Linked DNA regions of Mus musculus: all the other regions are linked to region 1. Evidence: chromatin loops called from intact Hi-C (ENCODE). Cell type or tissue: heart. All regions are shown on one strand. Links, peaks and the distances in the headings refer to the core of each region. The heading gives the core; the rest is flanking DNA. Region 1 overlaps Slc4a5 (solute carrier family 4, sodium bicarbonate cotransporter, member 5). Region 2 holds the start of Wbp1 (WW domain binding protein 1). Region 3 overlaps Gm15624 (a long non-coding RNA gene). Region 4 holds the start of Mogs (mannosyl-oligosaccharide glucosidase). Region 5 holds the start of Mrpl53 (mitochondrial ribosomal protein L53).

Region 1 (5,000 bases), core at 1-5,000:
ATATGCCAGCAAGATTTTGCTGAAAGGACCCTGATATAGCTGTTACTTGTGAGGCTATGCCAGTGCCTGGCAAACACAGAAGTGGATGCTCACAGTCAGCTATAGGATGGAACACATGGCCCCCAATGGAGGAGCTAGTGAAAGTACCCAAGGAGCTGAAGGGATCTGCAACCCTATAGGTGGAATAACAATATGAACTAACCAATACCCCCAGAACTTGTGTCTCTAGATGCATATGTAGAAGATGGCTTAGTCCGCCATCATTGGGAAGAGAGGCCCCCTTGGTCTTGCAATCTTTATATGCCTCAGTACAGGGGACCGCCAGGGCCAAGAAGTGGGAGTGGGTGGGTAGAGGAGGGAGGGGAGGGTATAGGGGACTTTCGGGATAGCATTTGAAATGTAAATGAAGAAAATACCTAATAAAAATTGGAAAAAGAAGGCAGTGGTGGCACACATCTTTGATCTCAGCACTTGGGAGGCAGAGGCAGGCGGATTTCTGAGTTCGAGGGCAGTCTGGTCTACAGAGTGAGTTCCAGGACAGGAGGGCTACACAGAGAAACCCTGCCTCGAAAAGAGAGAGAGAGAGAGAGAGAGAGAGAGAGAGAGAGAGAGAGAGAGAGAGAGAGAGAGAGAGAGAGAGAGACTGGGGAAAAAAATGAGCCAGAGCTTAATGCTCTCGTGTCTTGATACAATGTATCTGTGGATACAATGTAACCAGTTCCCTCCAACTCCTGCACTTTGACTTTCCCAGCATGAGCTGCTGTTACTTAAACTTCGAACCTTTCTCCCTTCAGTTGCTTTTGTCAGAGAATCTTATCACAGCGAGAAAGACTCAGCACACAGCTTCATTCCCAACGGCTTCGGTTGCACAGAGCCTTGTACTTCTCTGGACTTCCCTAAACCTAGGTCAACCTAGGTGACTCCAAGAGCAGCCAGGGAACTCAGGCCAGGAAAGTTTTTTCTTGTTCCCCAGAAGAAAGAAAAATGAAGCTTTAAAAAAAAAATTAAGATTTCAAGATCTTGCTTCTTTTTAAAAGATACATTAAATCTCCAACCTCTGGTATACTTGTGAATATGGTTTTACTTAGAAAGTCTCTGGGTTGAGAATGAAGCTCAGTTGGTAATGTTTGCCTGGTAGGCATGAAGCCCTGGTTTATAAGACAAGCATGGTGGTGCCTGTGAATTCAGCACTGGAGAGGAAGGGGCGGGGGCACCATCAATTTAAAATCATCCTTAGCTATAGCAAGCTTGAAGTCAACCTGGGTTACTTGAGACCACAAAGGGGCGGGAGAGGGAGGCAGAGAGGATGTAATTAAGTTACAATGAACTCATTAAGAATGCTTTGATCCAGCCATTATAGAAACCAGGCAATACTATCCAAAGATATCACACAGGGACAAGGCCATGGAAATTTATACACAAAAACTGAGGTGACACAACAGCCAAATCAAGGAGTGCTATGAGACTCCTGGCTGTCTTTCAAGGAGAGGAAGGACGTTCCTAGAGGCTCAAAGGCAGTGGTGCACTGCTGGCATCTTTATTTAAGGAGTAGGGTTGAGATAGGGCCTCACACTATATAACACAGGCTGGCCTGGAACTTGCAACAATCCTCCTGCCTCAGTCTTTCCAGTGCCAGGAATTAGAGGTAGGATCCACAAAGGCTCTGCTCCCTGGTGACATCTCCATTTTAACCTTCTGATCTCACACTCATGTGAAAATGGACGTCAGTAATTTTACACTACCTTGCTTGTGATACGTTGTTTCTGCCGCTATAGGATACAATTACTAAAGAATGCCTAGAGAAATGTTTCGGTTCCTTCCTCACGGGTGGGATCCTTCTGTTCATCTCACCCCACACAATTCTGTCAGAGCCACACGATTCACTAGAGTGCGGGACGACTGCAGTGGTCAGATCCCCGTCCCTAAGGGGCGCTGCACACAGCAGCGAGAGGATCGCTAACAGGACCGGAAGAAGGAAGGGTTCAGGACAGCAGGCTCTCTGCCAGGTGTGGAGCGGGCACCTTCCGGTCCAGATCAGCTCCTCCCCGATTTCGTGCATAGCTGGCATCTCAGCTTCGTCGCCACTGCCCACTCCGCCAGCCCCGCTGCCTCCAGCCCCTCCGCCACTGCCGCCTCCTCCAGCCGAGGCTCCGCCTCCGCCCACAGAGCCATTCATCTGGCCCGGCTCTGCCAGAGAGAACACAGATTTCCTGAAAGAGAAGGCAGATGGGGCAGAGCAGGGCTCTCAATGCTGGGAAGAGCCCAGTCCCTCAGGACTGTCCCCTTCCCCCTCAAAAAACAAACAAACAACCCAACCTACTATCTACTATCTTGAAAAGCGGGGGGGGGGGGGGGGGGGGGGGGGGGAATGAAGATGGGGGTGGGGAGAGAGCTCAGCTGTTTAAAGCATTTGCCACACAAACAAGAGGGCAAGAGCTGGGTTCCTAGAAGCCATTTGATGATCAGGTGGACAAGGCAGCCACTTGGAATTCCAACACAGGGGAACCCCAGAACAAGCTAGAACAAGACTATCTAAATCTGTCTGCAGCATTGGGTTCACTGAGAGATTCTGCCTCAGTGAATAAGGTGGAGAGCAAAGAAAAATTCCCTGGTGCCACCGTCAGGGCCTCTACATATGCACCCACACATATTCAGACGTGAACGCACATTGCACATACCACAGAAAGACAGAAAATGATTCAGTAATATGCATCCCCCTACACAGTCCCCACTCCTGACTTTAGAGCTGTTCATAAGTGGCCGTGTTGGCTTCTGATTTGCTACAGGGAGAAGAAAATGCCGGATGTGGAGTACCCTCTGCTGCTCTTATCCCGAACACACACCTCTTGTCAGCTGAGGGAACTTTCTTGGGTGGCTCAATTCTGATGTTTGGGTCCCACTCTCCAGGGGGAAGGACAATGACCTCGTCTAGAAATTCATCAATCCCTGCGATCAGATCTTCTCGGTTCCGAGCTTTATAAGCCACATCGCTGAATAGCTGGTGAGGAATGGAGAAGGATAAAAAAGCAGAAAGGAGAAAAGAGGGCTCAGTCCTCCCCTCCTGGGAGTGAGCACATCACAGCTATCTTTAAAGGAACCAATTCTAGCCATTTCTCAGGATGCCCACTTGGTTCCAGTGGGTGGATAAGGACAAAGGACAGTAAGGGAAATAGGGAACAATAGGAAAGAGCCAGTTCCAAGAGCAGGCGGTCATCTGAGATCAGAAACCTATGCCTCCGAGATACATTAGAGACAAGCAAGCATAGGGAATAGCTTACCAACCTGGGACTCCTCTTAATGTGGGCTACCTACATTCACCTCTTCTAATAGTGCATTTAGCAGCCTAGAACCTTTATACTATACTATGTACACATATGCCTTTCTGCACATATACCTAGCAATTTATTAGCAACCTAGGGCCCTCACCTGCACTGAGCTGTACACACACTCCACTCTGAACAATGGAACTGTCTCCTCCCCTTAACAACCATCAAACATAGATAAATTCTACTCAATGATACTCTCCTTGTGTCTGGATAAGAAACTAGGGACGTCCTGAGCTAGGTTTTTATAATAAATCAAACTTCTTATACCTATGCAAAATTAGGTATACATATGATCAAAATCAGATGTGTGATGGGAAGGGACATTCACAACAGAAAGATGGTCATATAATTTAGTCTGTCATTTAGAGAACCACCCATACTAACACTCCACCTTCCTCTGAACCCCATAAAACAAACCCCAAACAATAGTTGGGGTCTCTGGGTACCCTCACTCATGTGGCCCACAGTCACTCTTGACTGTACCTGACCTGTTCTGTCTCTTTGCTTTGAATCAAGTCCCCCTACTGCTTCTGCAAATCTTTGTGTGGCTGTATACCAAGTCTTTGAGCAAGGGCCAAGGAACCTGGGCACGCTCATCCTAGATGCCGACCCCAGCTAAGACTACTGTAGGACGTCTGCTGAGTTCCCCCATCTTCTTCATTTCTGTTTTCCACAGAGCAAGCACACAAGAAAACCTCTACAGAGCCCAGTTTGAGTCCAGTTTTCAAATCCATTCATTACTGCCCATACTTTTACCCTGGAGCAGGTCAGGCTACAAAAAGACTTGCAGATTTGGTGGGGTCATTCATGTGCTTAAAGACCTCCAGCTCCCCAATGATCTGGGGACAGAACAGGACCCTTAGGCTCCTGCCTGTCCCAGGGTGTGTATGGCCTCTGGCTCAGGTCACTGCCCTGGCCCTTGGGGGAGTGCACACTTTGAGCTTACACTACTGAACTTCCATTAGCTTCCAGAAGGCTAGCATCTCAGGGCCATGCCAGTCTACCTGCCTTCTGTTCACTTAGTTTTCTATCTGCAGAGCCTGCCCTGGCTCCCCAGGCAGACAGCACATGGTTAATTCTATTTTTTTTTTAATCATCTCATTATTGCAGATCTGTCCCCCTTTCTGGATAGTGCTTCTAAATTAGAGAGGGTCTGGTTCTATTCTCGGAATCTTATAATCCTGAGTTCCCTGGTGCACAGCAGGGGCTCAGAGGTGCTTGTTAGATAATTGGTGATGACAGGGAGTGGGGGAGGCTGTGCCAGTGCAACAGCCATTACCACTCACAAAGGAGTGTGTGCTTCATATCTTTACTTACATCATCCACCATGAGGGTTGCGATGGCTCGGCCAATCTCATTATAGGACTTTGCTCTCCCGGAAGGTCCTAATAGTATGAACAGAAATCTGCAAAGAAGATAGAGGGAGAAGAAGATATAAAGTGGAAAAAACAGAAACAGGTGAGGAGAAGATTTGTTGGACCTTCAATGCATCCATTATTCACTTTTTAACCCCCTCCTTTGAATTGTTTTAAAATCATCATTATCATTATTATTTTTAATTATGTGTATGTCTGTATGGAGCTATGTGCATGTGAGTGCAGTGCCTGAGAAGGCCAGAAGAGGGCACTGGATTCCATGGACTGAAATTGCAGTTAATTATGGGCCATGCAACAT
Region 2 (5,320 bases), core at 1-5,000, 150 kb after region 1:
TAGTTCCATCTGTATTCACTCGACAAACATATGGAGAGCTTGTTGTTTCTTAGGCAGTGAGAGGAACAGGAAAGGAAGGTGGGTGGATATTCAAGTGCATGCTGACAGAAGGTAAATGACTTTCCTTTTTGAATTGGGATCTTAGTATTTAAGCCCTGACTGGGATATGCTTGCCTTTGCCCCTAAGTGCTGGAGTTAAAGGTGTGTACTGCCACACACACACACACACACACACACACACAGAGCTCCTAAGTAACTTTTTAAAACTCCAGAAAATAGGGCTGGTGAGATGGCCCAATGGTTAAGAACACTGACTGTTCTTCCAGAGGTCCTGAGTTCAACACCCAGCAACCACATGGTGGCTCACAACCATCTGTAATGGGATCTGATGCTCTCTTCTGGTGTGTCTGAAGAGGGCTACAGTGTGATCATATAAATAAACCTTAAAAAAAAAAAAAAATCCTACAGAAAATAGGAATGCTGAAGTAGAAATTGCCAAGACAGAAACATTAGGGTAGTTGTGGGGACTAGCTCATTGTTTTCTTTTGTTTTTTAAAGATAAATCGTATTTACTTTATGTGGATGAGTGTGTGCCCGTTGCCCATGGAGGCCATTGGTCATCAGAACTCCTGGAACTAGATTTACAGACAGTTGAGAGCTGCCATGTAGGTGCAGGGAACTGAATGAGAGTCCTCCCCAAGGGCCGGTGCTCCTCGCCGCTGAGTAGTCTTTCCAGTCTAGAATGCCTTTGAAGAGATGACATTTCCAGTACCAGGGGAGCTTCTCAGACAGAGAGGCCAGCTGACATAGAGCCCAGGGGCACAGAGACCCAGAAGGAGAGTGTGGCCAGGTCACCCAGGGGGATATATACTGACAAGTGACATAGCTGGCTTAATTACTTTGGCAATTATGTGCTGTGAAGCTTAGTAGGGGTAAGGAATTTCCTTAGGAAGCTGCTGAAGTGTAGGCTGTCGTGGCGCAGACCTGTGCCCCAGAGCTTGAGAGACAGGAGGATGGTTACAAATTCCGAGGCATCTAAAAATACATATAGATAGCCTGACACAATCAATCAATAAACTGGGAGAGGGGTATGGGGTGTGGAAACTGGGAGAGCTGGTGATGGCCCGAGTCCAGAAGAAAGTAGTAAAAGGAATAGAGAAACCTGCACTGAAGCCTGGATGTATGACGGAAGTAGCTACTTAGTGGGAGAAAAAAGGAATCCAGGGTAATTCTTTTTGGTTTGAGCCAAATCCAAGTTGATGTTTTTTCCTGAGATACTATTTAAAATAACAGCAACAACAAAAACCTACACAAGGGGCAGGCAGGGTACCATACTTTTGTTTCCTCCTTTGGACCTGAGTGAGAGGCAGGAACCCTGGGAAGAGAAGTGTGGTATTAAGGGTCCCTAAAGATGGGGACAGTGGCACAAGCATTTGATCCCAGCACCTAGGGAACAGAGGCAAGAGTGTGAGCTCCAGGCTGGCCTGGTCTACATAGTGACTTACAGGGCAGCCAAAGTTATATAGTGAGACCGCCTCGAAACAAAAACAAACGAAAATAGGGGTGGGTGACCCCAAAAACCTCGCCATTTGGTTCTCAGACATCCTCTGTCTCTTTCCCCAGCGAGCCCTCCTCCAGAAGGCGCGGAGCCAGCCGTCCCCGACTCTGCCTCTGCCAGTGGGTGGGGGCTGCCCTGCCCCTGCCCTCACCGAAGAGATGCTGCTGAAGCGTGAGGAGCGTGCACGGAAGCGGCGGCTGCAGGCGGCGAGGAGGGCCGAGGAGCACAAAAATCAGACAATTGAGCGCCTCACCAAGACGGCCGCTCCTAGCGGGCGTGGAGGGCGCGGGGCGGCGCGGGGCGAGCGGCGCGGAGGACGGGCTGCTGCCCCGGCCCCTGCACCCATGGTGCGCTACTGCAGCGGGGCACAGGGCTCCACCTTGTCTTTTCCTCCCGGCGTTCCCACACCCACGGCGGTGGCACAGCGGCCTGCCCCATCGGGCCCCGCTCCACGATGCTCTGTCCCCGGCTGCCCCCACCCGCGTCGTTATGCCTGCTCCCGCACCGGCCAGGCCCTTTGCAGCCTACAGTGCTACCGCATCAACCTGCAGCTACGGCTGGGAGGGCCCGAGGGCCCGGGGTCCCCACTCCTGGCCACCTAAGACCTCTCCCACGCCACATTCCTGCTGTCTCCCCCACCCTATTAAATTTCGTACAGTGCCTCAGCTTGTATCGAATTGCTGGAGTGGGAAGCCGGCGGAGTCTGAACCTGAGTGTGTAAAGTCATTCAGCCAATCGGCGAAAATTTTTGTGCTGAACGGCCGTTCATTGGCCGATAAGTCAAAGCTTGTTCTGTTGTCCGTACTGGCTATTGTTGCTGTCAGTCAGGCATTTGGTCGAGCCTTTCCCCTGTCTTTGTCTGTGTGAGTTCTTGTTGTCTGGGAGAGCGGCACAGGCGCCGCTGCGGATTGGGCAAAAGGAGAAACCTGTGACCGGTTCCTATTGGCTGATCTGTTAGTTAGCGATTCTGATTGGCTGGACTGAGCAACTGTGTCCTCTGGAGGTGCTCTCCCCGGCCGGGAGCTCCGGCCGCGGAGTGATGGTGGCACCGGTGGCGATGGGCCGGGCAGGGACCATGGAAGTGGCGGCAGAGGTGGCAGGGGCGGGGCAGCTGGCGGTGGAGGAGGCTGTGGTCTTCAGGGGTCTGTAGGTGGAGGCATGGCTCGGGCCAGCAGCAGGAACAGCAGCGAAGAGGCCTGGGGGTCACTTCAGGCGCCGCAACAGCAGGTATCCCAGCAGCTCTAAAAGCTTATCTCACTACAGCCATTTATTTCTCTTTCCCCTTTCCTGTCACTTCCTGTCCGGGGTGGGGGAGGAGCTCATGGAGCCAAAGGTACTCTGAAGTTCCTGAACATGACCATTCTACTCTTTGTCTAGACTTATTACGTAGATGCAGTTGACTTTACCTGCACCCTCTTAGACCCCATCTCATGGTTGCAATGCAAGCCTGCAGTGGCTCTCCAGTTACCAGAGGCGTAGTGAAACCCCCAGGGAGGTTCCCTCTGTCTTGCAGCAGTTATTTGTGATGTTTTTCTCTGTGCCTATTGTCACAGCAGAGTCCGGCAGCATCTTCTCTTGAGGGAGCAATTTGGAGACGAGCTGGAACCCAGACTCGCGCCCTGGATACCATCCTTTATCATCCACAGCAATCCCATCTGGTTGGGAGCACTGCTCTGGGTCTCACACTGTGCCTCCTCTACCCCAGGGAGCTTGAGACCCAGGGGTGGAAAAAAAAAACCATCTTGGGGGTGTGGGAGGCAGACCTTTGGGGTGGGAGATGTTGAAAGCTTTTTAGCTTTGGAAATGGCCTTAAATTCCTACCCATTGTCACACTATGTTTTGTTTCTTTTAAAACATTAGCCTACAAAAAACCACCCTTGGGGCCAGGCTTCTGTGAGAAAAGTATTGGGTTTAAAGAACTGATATCACTTTCTCTGTATTTACACTTTACTTTCTCACTAGTTTCTGGCATTTTAAATCTTCCATACTGATAGCCCTACATATAGACCCTCCTTTTAGCATCCCATGCCATCCTTCCAAGCTAGGTCGGCTCGTGGGTGGGACTGTATGTGCGTGCAGGAGGTGGGGGTGGACAGGGCCTTGGGTAGAAGCCCCTGGTTCTTAGTGCCTCCTTGCCTCCAGCTTCGAGAGCTGTGCCCAGGAGTGAATACCCAGCCCTACCTCTGTGAGACTGGTCATTGCTGTGGGGAGACTGGCTGCTGCACCTACTACTATGAACTCTGGTGTGAGTCTTCAAAGGGATCCATCTCAGGTTCCATGCCCATCCTCCCTTGGATTTCTGAACTCAGCTACCAAAGACCCTTCTCTGCTTAGGGCTGGAGTCTGGGGTGGTGGTCTGAGTTGTGCCCTCTTTGCCTCCTGCAGGGTTCTGGCTGCTTTGGACTGTCCTCATCCTCTTTAGCTGCTGTTGTGCCTTCCGCCACCGAAGGGCTAAACTCAGGCTGCAACAGCAACAGCGGCAGCGTGAAATCAACTTGTTGGCTTACCATGGGGCATGCCACGGGGCTGGCCCTGTTCCAACCGGTTCACTGCTTGACCTTCGTGAGTGACCTGAAGCTCTTGGATGCAGAACCAGTAGCCCCTTCCAAGCCAGGACCCTCAACCACCCCACACTTCCACTGGCAGACATTTCAGAGCACTCTTGTAGCTCAGGTCCTTCAGTCATCCATGCTGTTCTCTCTCCTGCAGGCCTCCTCAGCGCCTTCAAACCCCCAGCCTACGAGGATGTGGTTCACCACCCAGGCACACCGCCACCTCCTTACACTGTGGGCCCAGGCTACCCTTGGACTACTTCCAGTGAATGCACCCGCTGCTCTTCCGAATCCAGCTGCTCTGCCCACTTGGAGGGGACAAATGTAGAAGGTGTTTCCTCCCAGCAGAGTGCTCTCCCTCACCAGGAGGGTGAGCCCAGGGCAGGATTGAGCCCAGTTCACATACCCCCTTCCTGCCGCTATCGTCGCCTAACTGGTGACTCGGGTATTGAGCTCTGCCCTTGTCCTGACTCCAGTGAAGGTGAGCCACTCAAGGAAGCGAGGGCTAGTGCCTCCCAGCCAGATCTGGAAGACCATTCCCCTTGTGCACTGCCCCCAGATTCTGTGTCCCAAGTTCCTCCCATGGGGCTGGCTTCTAGTTGTGGGGACATCCCATAAGTAGTTTCAAGAGGGAAACTGGGTATTACTTGGCCACCAGGATTCAGCCCTGGTTTCAACTGCAGTCCTCCATGTGGGACCGTCCCCACCCTCCTAGAACACGCCTGAAAGGGCTGGAGCCCTGAAGAGGGGCAGCACCGAGGACTGTGCTATCTTTACTCACTCCCAAGACATACACAGGAGCCTTTAATCTCATTAAAGAGACATGAACCAGCTGCTTGTGATTCTGGGTAGAGTAGATCTCAGCTCATTGCATGCCTCCTAACCACACTGGCCCTGAAGGGAAGAAACGGGCCATTTATCACTTTACATGAGGATAACAGGCAGCTCCAAGGCAAAACTGTCTAAAGCAAGGGGTCAGTTAGGTTCTTTTCCAGTTTATTTAGAAAAATAGACTCTTTGAGTTCACATTCACCCCAGAGCTATATGGGATGACAATAAGGAGACACCTGAGATGAGCTTACAAAGATCTGAAACAATGAGACCAGAAACCCAAGCCCTTGTCTGCATATTCCAAGTGACACAAATGGCCTAGCTTTCCTTCTGTCCCATTAGTACTCTTCAGCCATGATCAGTAAGACAAGACTGGTCC
Region 3 (6,248 bases), core at 606-5,605, 100 kb after region 1:
TGGATTGATAGACCACTGGCTCCCAGAACTAACTGCTGTACTGGGTGACGGAGGACACTGAGAACCCAGTTTCCATCTCCCCTGATTCGCAGACATCTGCCATCCCCTCCATAACTCCCTAGCCTCTTAGCAGACCACGACAACTCCGATCTTTGCTAACCTCCACCTCCAGGCAGCCACAACCACTGCTGGGGCTGCACAGAACCCAGAGGCAGCTGTGGACGCTCTTGCAATTCTCCCAGCCCCTCTGACTCCTTCCGTTCAGTGTCTTCTCCTCTGCACCCTCACGTCCAGCCAGGCCTCAGTCACTACCCACACACCCTTCCTTTCTCCATTCTTCCTATCTGCCATTCCATAGCTTTGAAGATTAGAGCAACTCATTTCTTCTTTTTGGTGCTTCTCCATCTGTTGCTTGTCCCACCTTACAGGAAATTACATCAAGTGAGATCATGCCCAAAAAAGCTCTGTGATCTACACAGTTAAACATAAAGCCAGGCGTTACTGTTCTAATCGTCGGTCTAAATTATCGGTTTGCATGCAAACTCCTGGCCTCTCCTCCCTCACTTCTGACCACTTTTGACAGCACAGTAAGGTGAATACTTCTCAAGCGCTGCTCTCTTCACTGTCCATCCACCACCTTCACCGCGATCGTCTAACAGTCCCCGGTTCGGTGTGTGCAGTCTCCTCTGCCCCACCAAGGCTGTTCCCAGTGCTTTCTATAGTCTTACACACCACGCCCACCCTTCAACGTCTAGCTAATGCTCCACTACGTACAAACAGAGACAGATTTAAGAACGAATCTTCTTAAATGTGATGAAAGAATTAAGCATTGATTCGGTTTGAAGAAAAACGCTGGGAATATCTGTCATCTGATGCTGGAAGAGGCAATGTCCTCCTCAGCTTCCCTCAGTGTTTTTTGAGGCAGGGCCTCTGTAGCTGGGGCTAGCTTGAAACTCACTAAGTAGCCCAGACTGTCCCCAAACTCAAAGAAATCTTCCTGTATTTACCTCTCAGGGGCTAGGCTTATAAACAGGTATCACAAGCATGGCTTAAAAGCCAACTTTCAGTTTTATTCTTGTTTAAGTAGCCATGGCTGTCCTGGAGTTCAATATGTAGAGTAAGCTAACCTCAAACTCACAGAGATCTGCCTGCTTCTGCCTCCCGAGTGCTGGGATTAAAGGTATATGCCACCTCACCTGGTAAGAGTTAACTTTTTTTGTTTGTTTGTGTTTTGAGACAGTCTGTCCATGTAGCCCAAGCTGTCCTGGAACTCACTCTGGAGACCAGGATGTACTCGAACTCACAGAGATTCACTTACCTCTGCCTCCCAAGTGTTGGCATTAAAGTTGAATACTACAAAACCAGGCTCACTCCTGGTAGCTCCCATTTTTAATCCCAGCACTTGGGAGTCGGATCTCTAAGTTCAAGGCTGCCTGGTCTACAGAGTGAGTTCCAGGACAGCCAGGACTACACAGAAAAACACTGTCTCAAAAAACAAAAACAGCACCCAAGTTGAGTGTTACCCACACCTGGAAAGTCAGCTTTTCCTTGGTTTAACTCTAAGAGATAGCCTAGACAAGGACAGATGCCACAGGGAGGCTTACACTAAGAATCCTAGCAACTGGGGTGTTCAGGAGAAGCAGGCACTGAAGGCCAGTTGTGGCTACACAGGGAGTTTGAGGCCAGCCTCTATCTCGGGGGGGGGGGGGGCATATTCAGTTATTTCCCCATTATTAGAACTGTTCAAGCCTGATTGCAAAATTTGCCAAACTGACAAGAGTATCACATATGGAGGTCAGCTACAGCAAAGGTGGCTGCGGTTAGAAGCCCAGCACTGAGATGAGAGGAGGCTGAGAGGTCTTCTGGTCCTAACTCCTGGTTTAAGGGCTGGATAAAGTAACTAACCCAGAGCAGTAGTTTGTTCTACATAGCAGGTAGCAAAATGTGCCTGTCAGCTAAGATCTTGCCCCTGAACAGCATCACCTGAGAACCTGTTACAAATGCAGACTAGATAAGAGCTATATTTCCACCAGACTCTATTAAACACATACCTCCATTAAAGTAAAAACCACTGGCACACACTGCCCCTTTACAATGGTGGGTTTCTACCTCGGGAACTTCATTTCCAAAAACAGCACCAGACGTTAAGTAGACACGACCAAAACTCAAGCAAGCAAGCAAGCAAGCAAACAAACAAACAAAAATCCAGTATCTCCCTGTCTATTTGGGGGAGATTATGCATATATATATATATATACATACATATATACACACACACACACACACACATACATACACACATACATACACACACATACACATGCCCTAGAGACTCTTGAGAAATATATCCAGCATACTAAAAGTTCTGAAATAGTCTGCTGAGAAAACCTGAACTTTCAAATATATATATGAATGCAAAGCACCTTTTACATAATAAAGTTATGGAGCTGAAGAGCTGGTTCAGTGGTTAAGAGCACCTACTGTTCTTACAGAGGACCTGACTTCAGTTACTAGAACTACAACTGGCTCTAACTCCAGCTGCAGGGGCCTGACATTTCTGGTCCCTACACTCATACATATTTTCCTATTTTTTAGGTTATCCTTATCTGTTTAAATACAGTACAAGAAGACAGGCTTTGACAGCACAGTAGGCTAAGGACGCCAATTTCTGACACAGTTCTTCCATTCTCAGTACCTTTTAAGTACACCAGGGTAACAAGGGGCCAGCAGCCGCTTGCAGCTCTCTGCGCTGCTGTAAATGGATTTCAGTCTAAAGACCTGCCTCTTTGAAAACAGCAATTTCGCATCTGTGTGCTTTAGCTGTCGTCCTGCTCAGTTACGAGAGGTGTGTGTACAAGACGACTACACAAGGATCGTTTTGTAAGCCTAGTTGGACCCCAGGACAAGGCGTACTCACACATCAAACGCATTTCCAGACCCTCCACGTCTGAACCCTCTAGGATTAATTTTTGTCTTCGTTTAACACAAATTCCTAAACACGTGCCCACAGAAAGCCTGCGCTCACTACGGTGTCACAGTAAGCAGGGGCCCCTCGCAAATCTGAAGGAGAGTGGGCAAGCCTGGGAGAAGCGCTCAGCGGGGCCCCAGGCCTGCCCGGCCGCCCGCCCGGGTGCCACCCACCCTTCGAGCCCACCAAGTCCTAACCCCGAGTCCCCGCCAGCTCCGCGAGAGCTTCGGGGCAGCTCAGCAGACAGTCGGCGGGGTCGCCGCCCGCGTACCTGCTGTCAGGGCTCCGCGCCCCGATCGGCCCCGCCGCCGCCCGCCGCTCCGGACTTGCTGCCCCGCCCCGCCCCGCCCCACGGACTGCCCTGCGCGCCGCCCGCTCCCGCAGTGATCCCCAAAGCCCTCGGGTCCCAGAAAACTCTAGATTTCTGTGAGCAGTCTCCTCATTCCTGCTGCCTCGCCCTAGCTGACAAGGTCTCGCCAAGCGAGGCAGAGAAAACATCGATAAGGCACTGAGCTAGACACCTGCGGCAGGATGCGTGCATGTGTGCATGCGCACGCGCACTACGTCTGGGAAGTGGATTAGGACCGCGGTCGTGAGGCGGGGCGGGGTGAACGCCCTCTGCTGGAGGAGGATCTTAGGGGAAGGATTGGGAATTTTGTTTTGATCTCAAAAAGTGACAATTATGGCCTGGAGATCGGGAGAAATAAATTAAGATGTCCATTCCCTTTTTTTCTCCCCTCTTCAGCATTCCTCAACCCCCATCCCCCAGAAACGGAACTGTCTAGAACCATTGCTGTCAGCAGCATTGAGGTGCGTCTTTTCAATGGAGGTGGTATAGAAAGTTTCAACAGTCCTTTTGTCTTCAGTGGCTTATTGCTAGCTTTTGAGAGTTAACTGGCTTGTTAAAACTAGCGACAATCCAGTACTAGACAGGATGAGGCAGGAGGATTGCCCCGAGTTCTAAATTAGCCTGAGGTACTAAGGTACCAAGTATACAATGATTTAGGCAGGCATGAAGGAAGGATCAAGCAAATGTGCAACTCCACAGGAGGAGGAGTTAGGATTTCACAGACCGGTTCCAATTCCTCCTCCAGTCTATGAGCTGTGTGAAATCCTGTGCTGGTAACAGCCTCTCAGTATCATGTCCTTATTTGTAAAATGACTGTCAGTGACAGGATCTAGAAAGAATGGACACCTCCTCTATAGCAATCCTCTCACCCCCATTTCACCTTCTAAATATTTCTATTTATTCTGAACATACAATGCATTCCTACCATTCAAAAATCAAACTGGAGCCTGTGGAATGGGTCAGCAACTAAAGGGACTTACCATACAAGCCTGACAACTTGAGTGTGATTCCTGGAATCCACGTGAAGATAGGAGAGAACTGACCAAACACACGGACACACCAGACCACACGCACACCACATATCACACATACACACACATACACACACCACCACCACATACACATATACACTGTACACACAAACTACCAAATGAAATATAATAATAAAATTAATACTTAAGTATTTACTGGGCCAAACATGATGGTACATGCCTTTAATTCCAGCACTCTAAATGCAGGGGAAGGTGGTTCTCTAAAAGCTGAAGGCCAGCCTGTAGTATGGATTAAGTTCCAGGCCAGTCAGGATTACATAGCCAGGATTGGGCTGCGGCGATGGCTCAGTGGATAAGAGCACTGACTACTAGCCAGCTTGATCTACAGAGCTAGTTCCAGGACATCCAGGGACATACAGAGAAAGCTGACAGAAAGTACCACATCTCAAGCCCCCTGGAAAAGTATGTACTGAGAAGCCTCCCTTTAGCCCTTGTCCCACCCTAGTATAACCTTCTTGCTTGCTACAGGTAATTGGTTTCTTGGTCATCTGGTAGATGTTTTAAATACAGGCTCTTATGAACACAGAGTTCTACTCCTTTCATCTCTTATGCAATAGGTAGTACAGTATAGAGACTTACATTCTGCCTTTTTTCCTTTATAGAATCTGTAAGGTTTATATTTTATGAGTGTTTTGCCTACATGTATGGTATGTCTGCACACCAGGCACATGGGAAAGACAGAAAAGGGCTTAGGTCCCCTGGAGCTAGAACTGGTTGGAGATGGTTGTGAGCGGAGCCATGTGGGTGCTGGGAATTGAACTCAGGTCTTTTGGAAGAGCTGCCAGTAACCACTCTTAACTAACACTGAGCCATCAAATTCAAATGAAGTGGGTAAATGTTTTCCGGTTATACAAGCTGTATTTGAAATCTCAGCACTTGGGAGGTTTAGGTATGAGGAGTTCAAGGCCACCCATGGCCTGACAGCCATCCTGCACTACAAGAGAACATCTCTTGAAAAACAGAGAGAGATCCTCATGTGTAGGTGTACATATTTATCAACTGGATTCCTCTAGTTACTTTGTTTCCAGTTGTATGCATGTGTGTTCATGTTTGTGGGAGCACACATGCGTGTATGTGCATTTGGAAGCCAGAAGTTGACCTGGAATCTCTTCCTCAATCACCCTCCTCCTCCTCCTCCTCCTCATTATTATTATTATTATTATTATTATTATTATTATTTTGAGAAAGGGTCTCTCACTGAACCTGGAATTCAATTCTGGCTAGACTGGCTGGCCAGCAAACCCTAGGGCTTGTCCCATCTAAACTTCCCCAGAATGGAGAGTATGGGCTGGGGGCTTATTTGCAGGTCCTCAATGCTTTGCTTTACATAGTAAGTGCTCTACTGGCTGAGCCAGCCTCCTGGCCCACTTTCTAGTCTTTTGCTGTTCCGTGTTGTGCAACCATGAGGGTACATAGGACATTTCACATGTGAGCATATTTGTGTATATATTAATTGCTTAAAATGTATTGGCTGTGTGTATGTGTCTGGTTGATACAATGTTTTTCTGTCATATGCAAAATTCTAGGTTCATTTCCCTGAACACAGGAGTAAAAATCAAACGGAAAAAAATAGGTGTTTCAATCCAAGATGAACTAATAAGCTCCAGGAGCTAGGAAAGGAGAGCGAATTAATGTGTGGACTCACTCTATGCTTATAATCACAGTTATGCACTTCCTCCCTTACTGAAAGGACAAAGTTCTGCCTGGGAGCCAGATTTACCTTACGGTCCTTCTATCTTCCCTTTTAACGAGTGTTTTGAGGACAGGGGGGGTGGGGGGTGGTGGAGGTGAGACAGAGAACGCTAGGGAACAACCTTATCCCTAAGCCTTGTCTCCTAAGCCATGACAACTGCGCCCCCTGGAGTCCCGTTAAGGAAAT
Region 4 (6,248 bases), core at 384-5,383, 150 kb after region 1:
AGACATAGCCCAGGGCATCCACATACTGTAATCGAGGTGGAGGCCTGCCTACCACCCTAACCAGCCCCTGTGGGGGCCTCGACTTGAGCTGTACTGCTTTTGTGTGGTTCCCAAAGTCAGCAAAGACCCCCAGCTCAGGAGCCCAGTGCAGCTCATCAAGACTTCCAGGTTCTTCTAGAGAGGCAGCCAATGGGCCCAGCTCTGCAGCAGCTTCAGTCTCCCCAAGCTGTTCTGCAAGCTGGGACAGCACCCGGGCACCCAGTGCCACCCAGCAGCGCAGGTCCAGGTGCCGCTCTGCTGTGGAAGGATGCGAGGCCCTAGGGTAGTCATCCAGGCCTGAGGGCAGCGTCTTGGGGTTAAGTAGGGTAGGCAAAGCTAGGTCCCTGCCCCGCCAGCGGTAGGATAGTGGCACTGGCCCTGCCTGACTTTGATGGAGCCAAGAGAACCAGGCATGCAGGCGGGGGAAAGCCTTGCGGAGAAAGGCCAAATCATCAGGGTCATGGCCTTCTAGCATGTGTACGACTGGCAGGAGCAGGGTTGGGGGGTTGGCATGGGCTGCCCGTTGCACTAGGAATTCTGGGGGCACTCGGGCTCTGGCCTCATCCCCCAGAATCTGCTCTCGCCCAATCCAGCCGTCAGCATTGAGCAGCCCCAGCCAGTGTCCTAGGGCCTCCCGGGTGAGGTGGGGATCCCATCGCTGGACCACTAGCTGGTGAAAGCCTTCATCCCAGAGGAAGCCTCGTGGGAAGAATGACCTAGAAGGCACCCCAGAGAAAAGAGGGACAGGTGGAAACAGGGCAGGGTCCATTTTCTGTTCAGACCCTTCCATGCTAGTGTCTGGCAACACTAAACCCTGTCCATAGAAGTAACCAATCCCACCAAGAAGGCCACTGAGGGCAACCTGACCCAAAGCCTGTTCCTCGGGACTCAAGCCCTTCTCCTTTAGCTGGAAGGTCTTCTCAAACCGTTCCTTGAAGGCTGCAGCATGGCTCTCCAGGGCCTGGGTCAGTTGGCTGCCTACCAGCCGCCCAGAGGCTTGGTTTCCTCCTGTTGCCGCACTGCCAGATTCAAACACAAACTCCACAGAGAAAGGGGCTTTCAGTGTCACCTGCTGGATCAAGAATTGCCCTTGCCCACTAGGGCCTCTCTCCTCCCACTTCAGAGATCCAGGCAAGCCGAGGTAGCGGTCAGGAGAGGCTCCTGGGGGCCGGTGCTGAAACCAGCTGTTTAGGCGGCTCTTTACCATATCTGTGAGCTGTGGCAGCCCCGGGTTGGAGGACCAGAAGACATTGTAGCTTGAAGGCAAGAAGACAAATAAGGAGTGTTATTCATGAAAGGGATGCCTCTCCAGTCCCACTGGTGGGAAGGGGAGGAGGGAGTCATAGAAACCAGGCTAAGTCAATCTCCCAAGCACCCCTGTACCACCCTGCACCAATCCTCCAGTTACCTGCCATGCTTAGGGACAGTGTCTCCTGGACTGGTTGGCGGCAGAAGTGTGAGGCGGAAGTCACCAAGTTCACTGGTGTGCCCACTGATGGACTTCAACTGTCCTTTGGCTCCGATCTCTGGTAGTAGGACCTCTTGCCCATCTGTCACCACGTAGAAGAACAGGGACACCAAAGGGAAGGAAGGTGTACCTGAGGCCTGGGTGACCAAGGAACACACAAAAGCATCAGAAAAACATCTTTTTGAGACCCAGTCTCAGCAGGGATTACAAGAACTGTGGCAAACATACATCTGCCAAGACTGAGGGTAGGTAGATCCACCCAGTGGGCTGAGCCAAAGGGCCCTGAACAGGATTCCTCCTGGAAATGACAGAGGCTTTAGAATTATACGTAGATTGTTTCAGTCAATCTTTTAAGTTAGGCGTCACTGTGATATCTACTTTACAAACAAGGAGATGGCAGACATGGTCAGCCAGGCTGGTGTCCCGGCTGTCAACCTCCATTTCATACTGCATTTGCTGCTGAAAGGGAAGGGTGGGGAAGTCTGGGCTGTGCAAAGACGATCCTGATGCCCTGACCTGAGGCTCTACGGTCACTCTCCAGCTCCAATCCCCTCCGTGCTGACCCCCAGGCCTCTTGACGAACTCAGTGGTGAGCCTTAAGGCCCCATCGTGGATATGCTGCCGACCGAAGGTGCGGCCATCGTGGAACTCCCAGCCATAGGGACCCACGCCGTCTCCCTGTTCACACGTGTGCCTGAGCTTAGGAGGGGTCCCCGGGGTGGCGCCTTGCTGTGCCCACATCAGTCCTGGGAAGCAGAATGGCCACGTCAGTCAACAGAGGCTGTCTTAAGTCTTCGAAGACTGCTGGGTCCTCCCCACTCACCCGCCCCAGGGTTACCTGTGAGCAGTGGTTTGGGGCTGCGAGTCTTCATGCCGAAATAGACGTGTGGGCGGTAGGTGCCCCAGAAGAGTTCCGGGGCCACGGCAGGACTGGAGGAGTCCGGCGGCAGCGCAGACGGCGCGGGGTGCAGTGTGAGCGCGCGGCGCACACGGAGCCACGCCAGCACCCAGCGCCCCGACAGGCCGAAGGCCAGCGCCAACACCACCACGGCCAGGGCCGCGCCGCTCGCCGAGCCCCGCGCCCCACCAGCCCTGCCATCCCGCCGGCCCGCCGCCCGCGCCCTCTCCAGCGGCCGCGCCCCCTCTGCGGCCGCAGCGCGCCGTCGCCTCTCGCCCCGGGCCATGCGGGCAGCCTGCACGCTCCCCGGCTGCCACCGTGCGGTCAGCGGACCGAGCCTTCGCCGCGCGCCTCCCCGAGCGCCCCGCCCCACCGGAAATCCCGCTTTCACGTCAGGTCCGGCCCCGAAGCCCGGAAGCGCTGTGGCTGGTTGACTCGGTACGGAGACCAGGACTCGATGGGTGAGAAGCGTCAGTGGTTTGGAGTTCAAGGGCTGGGAGAGAAGCAATGGCATTCTGAGCCTCTTCTCTTTTGTCTTGCTTAACTACTGATTATGGCCTGGAGAGATGGCTCGACGGTAACGGCGCTGGCTCGCGAGGCTGACGACCTAAGTTATATCCCCTTACCCAGGTCGTGGCAGAAAGAAATCAGACTTACGCAAGTTGTCCTCTGATCCTCACATCAGGGCTACAAATATGCATACAGCCTCGAACTTCCACGCGTATGCTGTGGCATGAGCGCACTTCACCTCCACACGTTTACACACACACACACACACACACTCGCAAGCACAAATAAAATGATTGATAAATAAATAAATAAATAAATAAATGCCAGACGTGGTGGCTCTCAGCTTTAATCCTAGTACTCAGGAGGCAGAGGCAGGATGATCTCTGTGAATTTGAGGCCGCCCTGGGATACACAGTGAGACCATGTCTTTAAAAAAAAAAGTACGAGTAAGGAAGAAAGCGGGAGATATGATTTAATGGTTAACGTATTTGCTGCTCTTGCAGAGGATAGTTCAGTTCCCAGCACCAACATGGCATCTTACAAATACGTCCGGAGGATCTGATGGCCTCTTTGGGTCCTACACACTTGTCCATATGATCACACTAATGCCAGTTTCCCGTTTGGGGGATATGTTTGTTTAGGTTTTCCTCCAACTTGCTATGTAAAATTATGTTGGTTAAGACAGTCTTGCTTTGTATATAGCCCAGGTTGTCCCAAAGCTTGATAGTGATAGACAGCCTCCTGCCTCAGCCTCCAGAGTGTCAGGAGCTAGGGACTGTTAAGCTATGTTTACGTATCACTATCCAGCTCTAATCTGGAAGCAGAAAACGGTGGCCTAGGAAATATAAGTACCTGGGTCCAAGCCACAGAGCTGGGAGGGACTAGCTTAAAACCCAAGTGTGTATGAATTAAGCTATTTCACTATTCATACTCTGTACTTCCGTTCCTCCTGGAGTGGACTCACAAGGAAGCCCAGGTAGGGTCTGTTTCTTTAAGCAGTTCTATAACTTCAGACAAGTCTGTCTCTAACAGCCTATAATTTTATTGATTGATTTTTAAATTTAAGACAAAGTCTATATCCCTGACTGGCTTGGAACTTGCTGTGTAGCCAAATCTGACTTTGAACTTTTGATCCTCCAGCTTCTACCTTCCCAGTGCTGGGTTACAAGCACACAAGTGATTGGTGTACTCAGTGCTAGCCCAGCACTCTGCCAACTGAGCTACCGCCCAGGCCCACTCACTCACTCACTCACTCACTCACTCACTCACTCGTTCAGTTCTAGTGCCAGAGAGCAACTTAGGAACTTCTGCATGCTAGGTACTGTAGTGACACTTTTGAGACTTTTGGAATTTTTGTGTCCTGAGAAAACATAGAAATGTTATAAGAAGGTGCTTTCCTTTTAATCCCAGGTCTAGGGCTGTGGGCTGCGCCCGACTGGCCGCAGCAGCTGACCCTGACTTGCCTCATGCTCTAGCTGAAATGTGGTTTTGCCAGTTGCAGATAATTTCTGTGATTGTGTGACATACAGAATTCTGGAAACTTTCCAGAGGGTGCATAAAGGGAGGGTCTCAAGAGGCAAGGTTGGTGGTTGGTGGTCATTCGGGGGTGTTGGTTACTGTGGTCAAAGAAGAAACAAAAGAAATTAGATTCAGGGATTTTTCTAACCCCTCTATCCTGTTTCTCTCCTATCTAGTGTTAGGGGTGACACTGGATGTGGGGAGGGGATGAACCCACCAAGTAACAGCTTACTTCACTGAACTGTATTTTAGTCCTTCGCCCACCACTCTTTTCTGGAACTCCAACTCTGCAAAGGTATTTTCTTTCCTATGGCCCAGGAAACAGAATTTACATCTGTCTGGAAGCTGTTCCGAGGTAGTACCTGCACCTCAAATTGACCAATGAGCAACTTAGGGGCTCACTATGCAGCCATGGTTTCCTTGGTATTTACATAGCCAAGCTTTGCCTTCAACTAAAATGTGTAGTAGTATTTGCATGTAACCTATACCTGGCTTACAGTGTATCTTATATTAACTAAATAACTTATACCTAATGTGATGTAAATGATATGTCAATAGATCTATTATTTAGGGGATAATAACAAGGGGAAATCTGTACATACTCATGCAGGTACAACTTTTAAATTTATTAATTTGTATTCGGGTGTGCATGTTCCACAGTGTGTGAGTGGCTGTCAGAAGACCATGACTTGCTGTTATTCTTCCCTTTCCCCATGAGGGTCCCAGGGATCAAACAGGCCATCAAGCCTCGTGGTAAGCAGTTTTACCCGATGAGCCATCTGTTCAAGCCCTGGATGCCCTTTGTTTTTGTTTGTTTTTTTATTTTAATCTAGAGTATTTTCATTCCTAAGTTAATGGAACCAACACAGAACCTTTAGATAGGTGGACAAGCCTATACTATTCTTATTTGACAAATGAGAGTGGACAGTGACAGATTTATCTGTCCCATGTCATAACTACTTAAGGGCAGAGCTGACTGGGATTGACAGCTGTTCTGGTTTTGTTTTGTTTTTTGAGACAGGGTTTCTCTGTATAGCCCTGGCTGTCCTGGAACTCACTTTGTAGACCAGGCTGGCCTCGAACTCAGAAATCCACCTGCCTCTGCCTCCCGAGTGCTGGGATTAAAGGCATGTGCCACCACGCCCAGCTCTGTTTTTGTTTTTAAGATTCATTTATTTATGTATATGAGTACACTGTAGCTGTACAGATGGTTGTGAGCCACCATGTGGTTGCTGGAAATTGAACTCAGGACCTTCGAAAGAGCAGTCAGTGCTCTTAACCACTGAGCCATCTTTCCAGCCTGACACCTGCTGTTTTTAACAAAAACTCATTCAATTTTACCAGTGAAGACTTGGGAGCCAGATGCTAGGGTTAAAGCCTGCTAGCTGAGAGACAGAGAAAACACCCAGCAGACCTTCCTCCTCAGCCTAAGTCTCACCGGGAATGACCCTCTCTCACAGTCTCAAGCAATTCTACTTCCTGTGTGTCTATCTGTTCCCCTGACTCTTTCTCTCTATCATTTTTTCTTAATAAGCCCATGTTCACTTCCTGACAACACTTGGGCCTGTGGTTGCTTGCTCTACTTCTTGACCTACAGTTGACTTTAATCTTGTTTACAATAGTTCAGAAAGCTTTTGGATTAAAGGTGTATGCTAAGGCTGAGCCACACCACAACTATTTTCCAGTATTCCAGTATTTTCCAGTAAGTAACACAATCTTGGGGTTCACAGAATGGCCAAATATCCTGCAGCACACACCCCAGGCCTTCAGGGAGATGTCTTTCTTAAAGGATGGCAGCGAGAGAGCCTCTACTAC
Region 5 (6,248 bases), core at 508-5,507, 160 kb after region 1:
GGGAAATTGGCAGTAGCTAATCATAGAAGATGGGGTTAGAACCAAATAAAAAGGTAGGGTTTAAATCCTGAGTAGTTGAAATTATGACAGAATGGGTGGTTCCATGAGAGTGAATGAAGAGTAGACAACACTACTAAGGAAGATGAGTACTGTAGGCTGAGGGTGGTGGCTGTCTAGAATCCCAGCACTGAGGAGCCTGAAGCAGAAAAATGCTTTCACATTTCTAGGCCACCTTGGTCTTCTTACTAAGTTTCAGGTTAGCTCATGGTAAGACCCTCTCTCAAAATCCAAGTAAACAACCTGAGAAAAATAGCATTCATTTGGCAATAAATATTTAATTAAAATGTACTTGGTTGACAGATCCAAATAAAGTTAAACACTGAGAAAGAAAAATTCCAATTTGTCGGGGCCCTTCACCACCCAAACTTACTTATCTTGCCCCAGAAGCCCTGTTGTTAGTGTTCTTGCTCCGTATCATGAGCTCCATGCAGCATTTTGAGTGATTAAAGCCCAGGTCTTCTCAGACCACTCACTGTCTTTAGATTCAAGCTAACATTTGGTTGTTGGACTCTTCTGCCATATCAGCGGCGGGTACTCGTACCCGGGGCGACCTTGTCTGCGCCCGGTGCAGATGCTGCCGCGGCGTTCCTGTCCCGGATGTGGGAGGCCAAGGCACTTAACATTTCCTGAGTGGTGAGGTGGGCACCGCGCATAATCAGCCGATACCCATCTCCTGGGGGAGATGCAAACCGATGAGTTAGGGACCCTGACTATGCAGGGCTATGGCGGCGATCTGCCCTCGCCCACCCGCGTCCCTACCAGGTTTACCGAACAACACGTCCACGCAGGGCTCAGAGCCGTCGTGCCTCACGTCGGCGATCACAGAGCAGTTGAGGTTGGTGGCGCGGACTTTCTCGCTGCTCACCGTCTGGAGGAAGGTCCTGCGGCCGGAGGGCAGCGTGAGCGCGTCCGGGGGACCAGGGAGCCGGGACGAGGGTGCGCGCGCACGCGTGGGGAACACGGACGCCTCCCACCTCCCCAGAACCCGTACCTCGTGGACTCCACGTTCTTCTCAAACGGGCAGAACTGAACTCGAACCAGCTTGACCGGCCGTAGTCCGAGCCGAGCCAAAGCCGCCGCCATGGTTACCTCCACCCCGGAAGGAGTAGCACTGGGGATCGGTTTATTGGAACGGACCGCTTCCGGCGGCTCCGCGGTACTTCGCGCGGCTGACCTCCGGGGCCACCCGCGAATACTTCAGCCATTAGCAGTGTTCTGTGCCACACAGCATAAGCAGTGAATGTGCAAAATCCCCTTCGCAGGAAAACGTCCTTCAGCCCTCTCCCTCGGGGTCCTGCCTGCGAGATCTAGGTCAGCACCACCCCACATCCTGGCTCCTTCCTTGGAAAGGATGTCACTGCGGGGACTGTCCACCCAGCAGAAGGCAAGCCCTGCCCCTGTAGCAACAGCCAAGGCTTAAATGTCCAGGCCCTACAGCCTAATGACTAGAAACAGAGACGGGGAAGGGGTAAGACTGCCCTCCACGTGTAGAAATGTCTGCTTTGTCTGTGTTTCCTCATGAATCAGTTTTCGCTTTGCTCCTGGGATTCGAGAGAAAGCAAGGTTTGCCTGTCTCCTGAGCGCTAGCCCTGTAGACCCCTTCTAGTTTTAGCTCCAAGATGTCTTCATTGTTTCCGACATCCAGATTTCAGGCTGTAGTTTGCCTATTACTCTGGATTGCAGATCCTAGGATGATCTGGGGGTTCAATTCTGGACTCTAGTTTATGAACATGTTTTATCAAGCACCCAGGTTTAAGCTTCTCTAGCATACAGTTCCTTGTCTGGGGCATGATCTGCAACCCCTGGTCCTAGTCAACTTAGGGTTCAGGACTTGTCCTCAGGCAAGAAAAAAAAGGCAGGTGCCAACGTGGGTGTTGGTGCAGCCTCAGGGCAAGCCAGGCTTGCTGGTTTCCCACCAGGTAAGCCTCAGGACTAGGTCCTGGTCCTCCCCCTCCCCCTCCTCCTCGTCCTCCTCCCCCCAGGGTGCTTAGCAGGTGAGTGTTCTGGGCAGGGGAGACTCCAAGACGAAGAGGGGGTGCCAAGTTTTCCAGGCTGTTGAGGCTGCTGGTGGGCAGTTCAGTGGTCTGGACCTCATAACAGAGACCTGGGAAGGCAGGAGTGGACGGCAGGTTGGTGGGGAATGCTGACGCCAAAGCAATGGTGAGATTGGGTGTGGGTGTTCGAAAGCACCCCTGGAAGGGCTTAGAAAAGCCTGGGGTTGAGGAGTGGTGATAACTCACAGCAACGGGGAGGTCTTCTGTGGACTGGATTCTTGGGCAGGGGTTGCTGCAGGAGACACAGCAGGGCCCCATCTAGCTGCTGGAAGATGCTGAGTGAGAGCAGAGTCTGGCGAAGCTCCTGCGACAGGCCCCACTGCTCTTGTTCCAGAACCTCCCTGACCACTCCGAAGTCTTGCTTGAGCTGCAGCGCCCCCTGCAGGCTAGATGTCCAGGTACAATGTGGCCACCAGACACTTCTGCCTCCCCAGACTGCTCTGCCCAAATGGTCTCCATTTTCCCTGTTTGGCATTCTTCCTCTGCCACTAGCATCTTTCCTTCATACCTGAACCGGATCCCATGGGTGAGGATGTGGTCAAGCCAGGCGCCCAGTGTGGCTGTCAGTGCCTGGCCGAGGGCAGGGGCTTGGGCTTCAGGTGGCAATCCCTGAAGTCCTTGCAACACAGGCTCCAACACAGAGTAGACCACTATCCGAGCGTACTCACTAGGGTCACTGGGAGGTTCTGGAGTGAGACAAGAGAAAAGACAGATGGAGAGACTGCAGAAGTCCAGTGGGCTCCAGAGGGAAGGAAGGGCACAAAGGGTAAGGACAAAGATGTTGACAGTGGTGTGGAGCCACAACTGGGGAGGGCTTGGACCATTTATACCAGGAACCCGAAGGAGAAAGGTGGAAGTGAGAGATTACCAAGACAGTGGGCTGGGGGTTGTAGCTCACTCAGCAAGGCTTGCTCGTCTAGCTTGTGTGAAATCTTGTGTTTCATTTCCAGCACCAGGAAGAAAGAAAAATTACCAGGACACAATCGAAGTCTCCAGTATCGACCCCTCGGCATGTGGAGCTTGAAGCCTTGTGTGGCTTGTTTATGGCATTCTTGGACAAACAGACCCAGTGATTCTTTGGGCAGGAGCTGTATGGGGAGGAAGAAAGTAAGAAGGGCTAGTCTATTAGACTGGGAATGGTGTTTCTCTCTCTGAGGTCTCAGTGTGGGCATCTGTAAAACCCTGATGCCTCACTGTGGGAGCATGGGCATTTTCTAAGGAGGTCTGGACCTAAACCATGCACAGTACCTAGGATTAGAGGTTTCCTTAGTAATCAAAGGCACATGACAAGTCAGGCGTGTTGGGCATGCGGCTAGACTCCCAGCATTTGGAAAGTAGAATCAGAGTATTAGAAGCTCAATGGCCAGGGGATGGAGAGATGGCTCAGTGACTGAATGAATGCTCCTCTAGAGTCTTGAGTTCAATTCCTAGAAACCACATGGTGGGTCATAACCATCTGTAATGAAATCCGATGCCCTCTTCTGATGTGTCTGAAGACTGCTACAGTGTACTTGCATATATAAATCTTTTTTTAAAAAATGGGGTGGGAAGAAGATGGTGATAACAAGGTTGTGTTGTTTAGATTTTTTTGTTTGTTTGTTTTTTTGTTTTTTCCAGACAAGGTTTCTCTGTATAGCCCTGGTTGTCCTGGAACTCACTTTGTAGACCAGGCTGGCCTCAAACTCAGAAATCTGCCTGCCTCTGCCTCCCAAGTGCTGGGATTAAAGGCGTGCGCCACCACGCCCGGCTTTAGATTTTTGGAGAATCTAAAAAAATGGGGCATTTGGCAGAAGTTCTGTGACCTGAGCATAGTGGCACATGCCTGTGACCCCAGGGCTGGGAATGCTGAAGCAGGAGGATGACAAGTTCCATGAGGCCAGCTTGAGCTGACTCTTACATTAGAGTCAAGAAAGGAAAAGGATGGGGGAATAAAAAACAAAAGAAAATGGAAAAAGACGTGGATATATGATCCCCGGAACCTAAGGAAAGGGAGGTTCTGCGGCATGGGGGAGAGGAAGAAACCACTGGGTCCCTGGCACATCAGACATGTGTGTGCCTCTGTTCTCCCTTCTCTCCAGCACAGAATTTCCCCACTCCCATCTGTCTAGCCCAAACTAGCCTTGAAATTTCCATGTAGTCCAGGCTGGCCTCAAACTCAAATCCTGTTTCAGCCTCCTCAGTACTGGGATTAAAGGTATACACTAGCACCCCTGGCCCTGCCTCCAACAATGTAATGCTAACTGGCTACTCTGCCAAGCTCCACACCATTTCCTGACACACACAGTCCTGAATACAAACAGGAGGGGAGAGGGAGGGAGGGAGGACTGGACTCACAAAGAGAGCATATGAGCTTTTGTTCCCCAGGAAGGCTGTCTGGGGAGCCTGCTTCTGCTACTCAGAGGCTGCCCAGCCAGCAGTTAAGCCTCAGGTACTGGTCCTCCTCTGGGCTTCCATAACCATCTATGTGAAGCTCTTCTCATTAGGAGGCTACGCTAGGGCATGATGTTAAAGAGAAAACAGTAAGAATGGAAGAAATCCCAAACAGTTGCTGGACTAGAAGTCTCAGATTCAGGAGACCAAAGGTGGGAGTTCACAGCAGTTAAGATGCTTGGTAAGCAGAGAAGCAGAGCAAAGGGGCAGGGGCCAACCTGAGCTCTGCAGACACACCAGGAGCAGAGGGCCAACCTGAGCTCTGCAGACACACCAGGAGCAGAGGGCCAACCTGAGCTCTGCAGACACACCAGGAGGACAGGGCCAACCTGAGCTCTGCATCCACACTAGGAGCAGAAGGCCAACCTGAGCTCTGCAGACACACCAGGAGGACAGGGCCAACCTGAGCTCTGCAGACACACCAGGAGCAGAGGGCCAACCTGAGCTCTGCATCCACACTAGGAGCAGAGGGCCAACCTGAGCTCTGCAGACACACCAGGAGCAGAGGGCCAACCTGAGCTCTGCAGACATACCAGGAGCAGAGGGCCAACCTGAGCTCTGCAGACACACCAGGAGGACAGGGCCAACCTGAGCTCTGCATCCACACTAGGAGCAGAGGGCCAACCTGAGCTCTGCAGACACACCAGGAGGACAGGGCCAACCTGAGCTCTGCAGACACACCAGGAGGACAGGGCCAACCTGAGCTCTGCAGACACACCAGGACAGGGCCAACCTGAGCTCTGCAGACACACCAGGACAGGGCCAACCTGAGCTCTGCAGACACACCAGGAGGACAGGGCCAACTTGAGCCCTGCAAACACACCAGGAGAACACAAACATAACCTTATATTTTGCAACAGGAAGCAGTGGTGTGCAAAATGGGACAGATAAAGACAGAAGTAATAGCTCTGTCCATAAACCTAGAAGAAAATCATGGGGGACATAGCTTGGTGTCACGGATCTTACCTGGCATACATGAGGCCCTGACATAATCCAGAGAAAGGGCGAGAAGAAACAGCCAACCCAGAGGGGAGTGGAGCTGTTCTGCTGATCTCCCCATTAGAGGGCTTAAAAATACTTTTAACTTCATTCTCTCTCTCTCTCTCTCTCTCTCTCTCGTGTGTGTGTGTGTGTGTGTGTGTGTGCTGGCATGCTCACATATGCAGTGTGTGTGTGTGTGTGCTGGCATGCTCACATATGCAGTGTGTGTGTGTGTGTGTGTGTGTGTGTGTATGTGCTGGCATGCTCACATATGCAGCAGAGACAACTTGCCGTCATTAGTTCTATCTTTACCCCATATGGGTCTGGGGTTGTCAGACTTGGCATTAAGCACCTATAACTAACGAATCATCTTGCTGCCTCCTTCTGCTCCCCTTCCCACTCGTGATTGGAATCAAAGAAAAGTTCGATGATGCATGATCAGCAGTGCTTGTTGCTTAGCTACAGCCCCAGCTTGCATTTCACCCTTTAAATATAGACATGTGCTACTTTAGTAAAACTATAAAGCAAGCCAGATGCAAGGGCATATGCCACTAATCTCAGATTCAAGAAGCAGAGGCAAGCAAATGTATGTATATGTATACATACACATACTATATATATAGTGTGTGTATATGTGTGTGTATGTATATATATAGTATATGTATATATATACAATAATATATACAAATGTCACTTTTAAAGAGAATAATGAATTAAACACTA

What was found. A loop is a pair of places that touch in the nucleus more often than their neighbours do. Peaks named below come from ENCODE experiments on the same cell type or tissue, not always from the same donor. Only the 100,000 strongest peaks of a DNase experiment are listed, where the experiment ranks them.
Region 2: a loop joins it to region 1, with 2.5 times the contacts of the local background. A loop is called at or near these places in 2 of 42 quality-filtered maps.
Region 3: a loop joins it to region 1, with 2.3 times the contacts of the local background. A loop is called at or near these places in 21 of 42 quality-filtered maps.
Region 4: a loop joins it to region 1, with 2.2 times the contacts of the local background. A loop is called at or near these places in 8 of 42 quality-filtered maps.
Region 5: a loop joins it to region 1, with 4 times the contacts of the local background. A loop is called at or near these places in 7 of 42 quality-filtered maps.

What each region holds. Positions count from the first base shown.
Region 1 is chr6:83,265,404-83,270,403 of GRCm38, reverse strand. Slc4a5 (solute carrier family 4, sodium bicarbonate cotransporter, member 5) reads right to left here. Exons shown (of 25, transcript NM_001166067.1): 8 at 4,644-4,731; 9 at 2,844-2,998; 10 at 2,022-2,210. Among named protein-coding and RNA genes, the nearest start is that of Slc4a5, 31 kb to the right of the region's middle. In heart, for the core only: CTCF peaks have their summits at 1,929 and 4,926 (motif pointing right); a DNase peak (open chromatin) is centred at 2,043; H3K4me3 peaks cover 1,294 bases; H3K27ac peaks cover 863 bases.
Region 2 is chr6:83,118,668-83,123,987 of GRCm38, reverse strand. It overlaps Wbp1 (WW domain binding protein 1), which reads left to right and starts at 2,527. Exons shown (of 5, transcript NM_016757.2): 1 at 2,527-2,785; 2 at 3,112-3,216; 3 at 3,701-3,803; 4 at 3,944-4,120; 5 at 4,268-4,944. The coding sequence starts at 2,717. The coding sequence ends at 4,728. It overlaps Ino80b (INO80 complex subunit B), which reads left to right. Exons shown (of 5, transcript NM_023547.2): 5 at 1,624-2,223. The coding sequence ends at 2,160. Mogs (mannosyl-oligosaccharide glucosidase) reads right to left here. Exons shown (of 4, transcript NM_020619.3): 4 at 5,086-5,320. The coding sequence ends at 5,280. In heart, for the core only: a CTCF peak has its summit at 2,502; DNase peaks (open chromatin) are centred at 827, 1,597 and 2,447; H3K4me3 peaks cover 3,237 bases; H3K27ac peaks cover 3,391 bases.
Region 3 is chr6:83,162,986-83,169,233 of GRCm38, reverse strand. Gm15624 (a long non-coding RNA gene) reads left to right here. Exons shown (of 2, transcript XR_003956319.1): 2 at 2,596-3,691. It also overlaps a transcript of Dctn1 not described here. Among named protein-coding and RNA genes, the nearest start is that of Gm15624, 6.7 kb to the left of the region's middle. In heart, for the core only: CTCF peaks have their summits at 2,719 and 3,603 (motif pointing left); a DNase peak (open chromatin) is centred at 3,523; H3K4me3 peaks cover 2,011 bases; H3K27ac peaks cover 1,762 bases.
Region 4 is chr6:83,112,024-83,118,271 of GRCm38, reverse strand. It overlaps Mogs (mannosyl-oligosaccharide glucosidase), which reads right to left and starts at 2,766. Exons shown (of 4, transcript NM_020619.3): 1 at 2,346-2,766; 2 at 2,024-2,253; 3 at 1,448-1,644; 4 at 1-1,295. The coding sequence starts at 2,691. In heart, for the core only: a CTCF peak has its summit at 2,754; DNase peaks (open chromatin) are centred at 441, 1,081, 2,071 and 2,781; H3K4me3 peaks cover 2,637 bases; H3K27ac peaks cover 2,109 bases.
Region 5 is chr6:83,104,007-83,110,254 of GRCm38, reverse strand. It overlaps Ccdc142 (coiled-coil domain containing 142), which reads right to left. Exons shown (of 9, transcript NM_001081266.1): 6 at 3,088-3,202; 7 at 2,623-2,800; 8 at 2,301-2,500; 9 at 1,134-2,164. The coding sequence ends at 1,878. Mrpl53 (mitochondrial ribosomal protein L53) reads right to left here and starts at 1,147. Exons shown (of 3, transcript NM_026744.3): 1 at 1,052-1,147; 2 at 829-941; 3 at 323-733. The coding sequence starts at 1,143. The coding sequence ends at 582. In heart, for the core only: a CTCF peak has its summit at 2,504 (motif pointing left); DNase peaks (open chromatin) are centred at 1,174, 2,144 and 2,544; H3K4me3 peaks cover 2,141 bases; H3K27ac peaks cover 2,029 bases.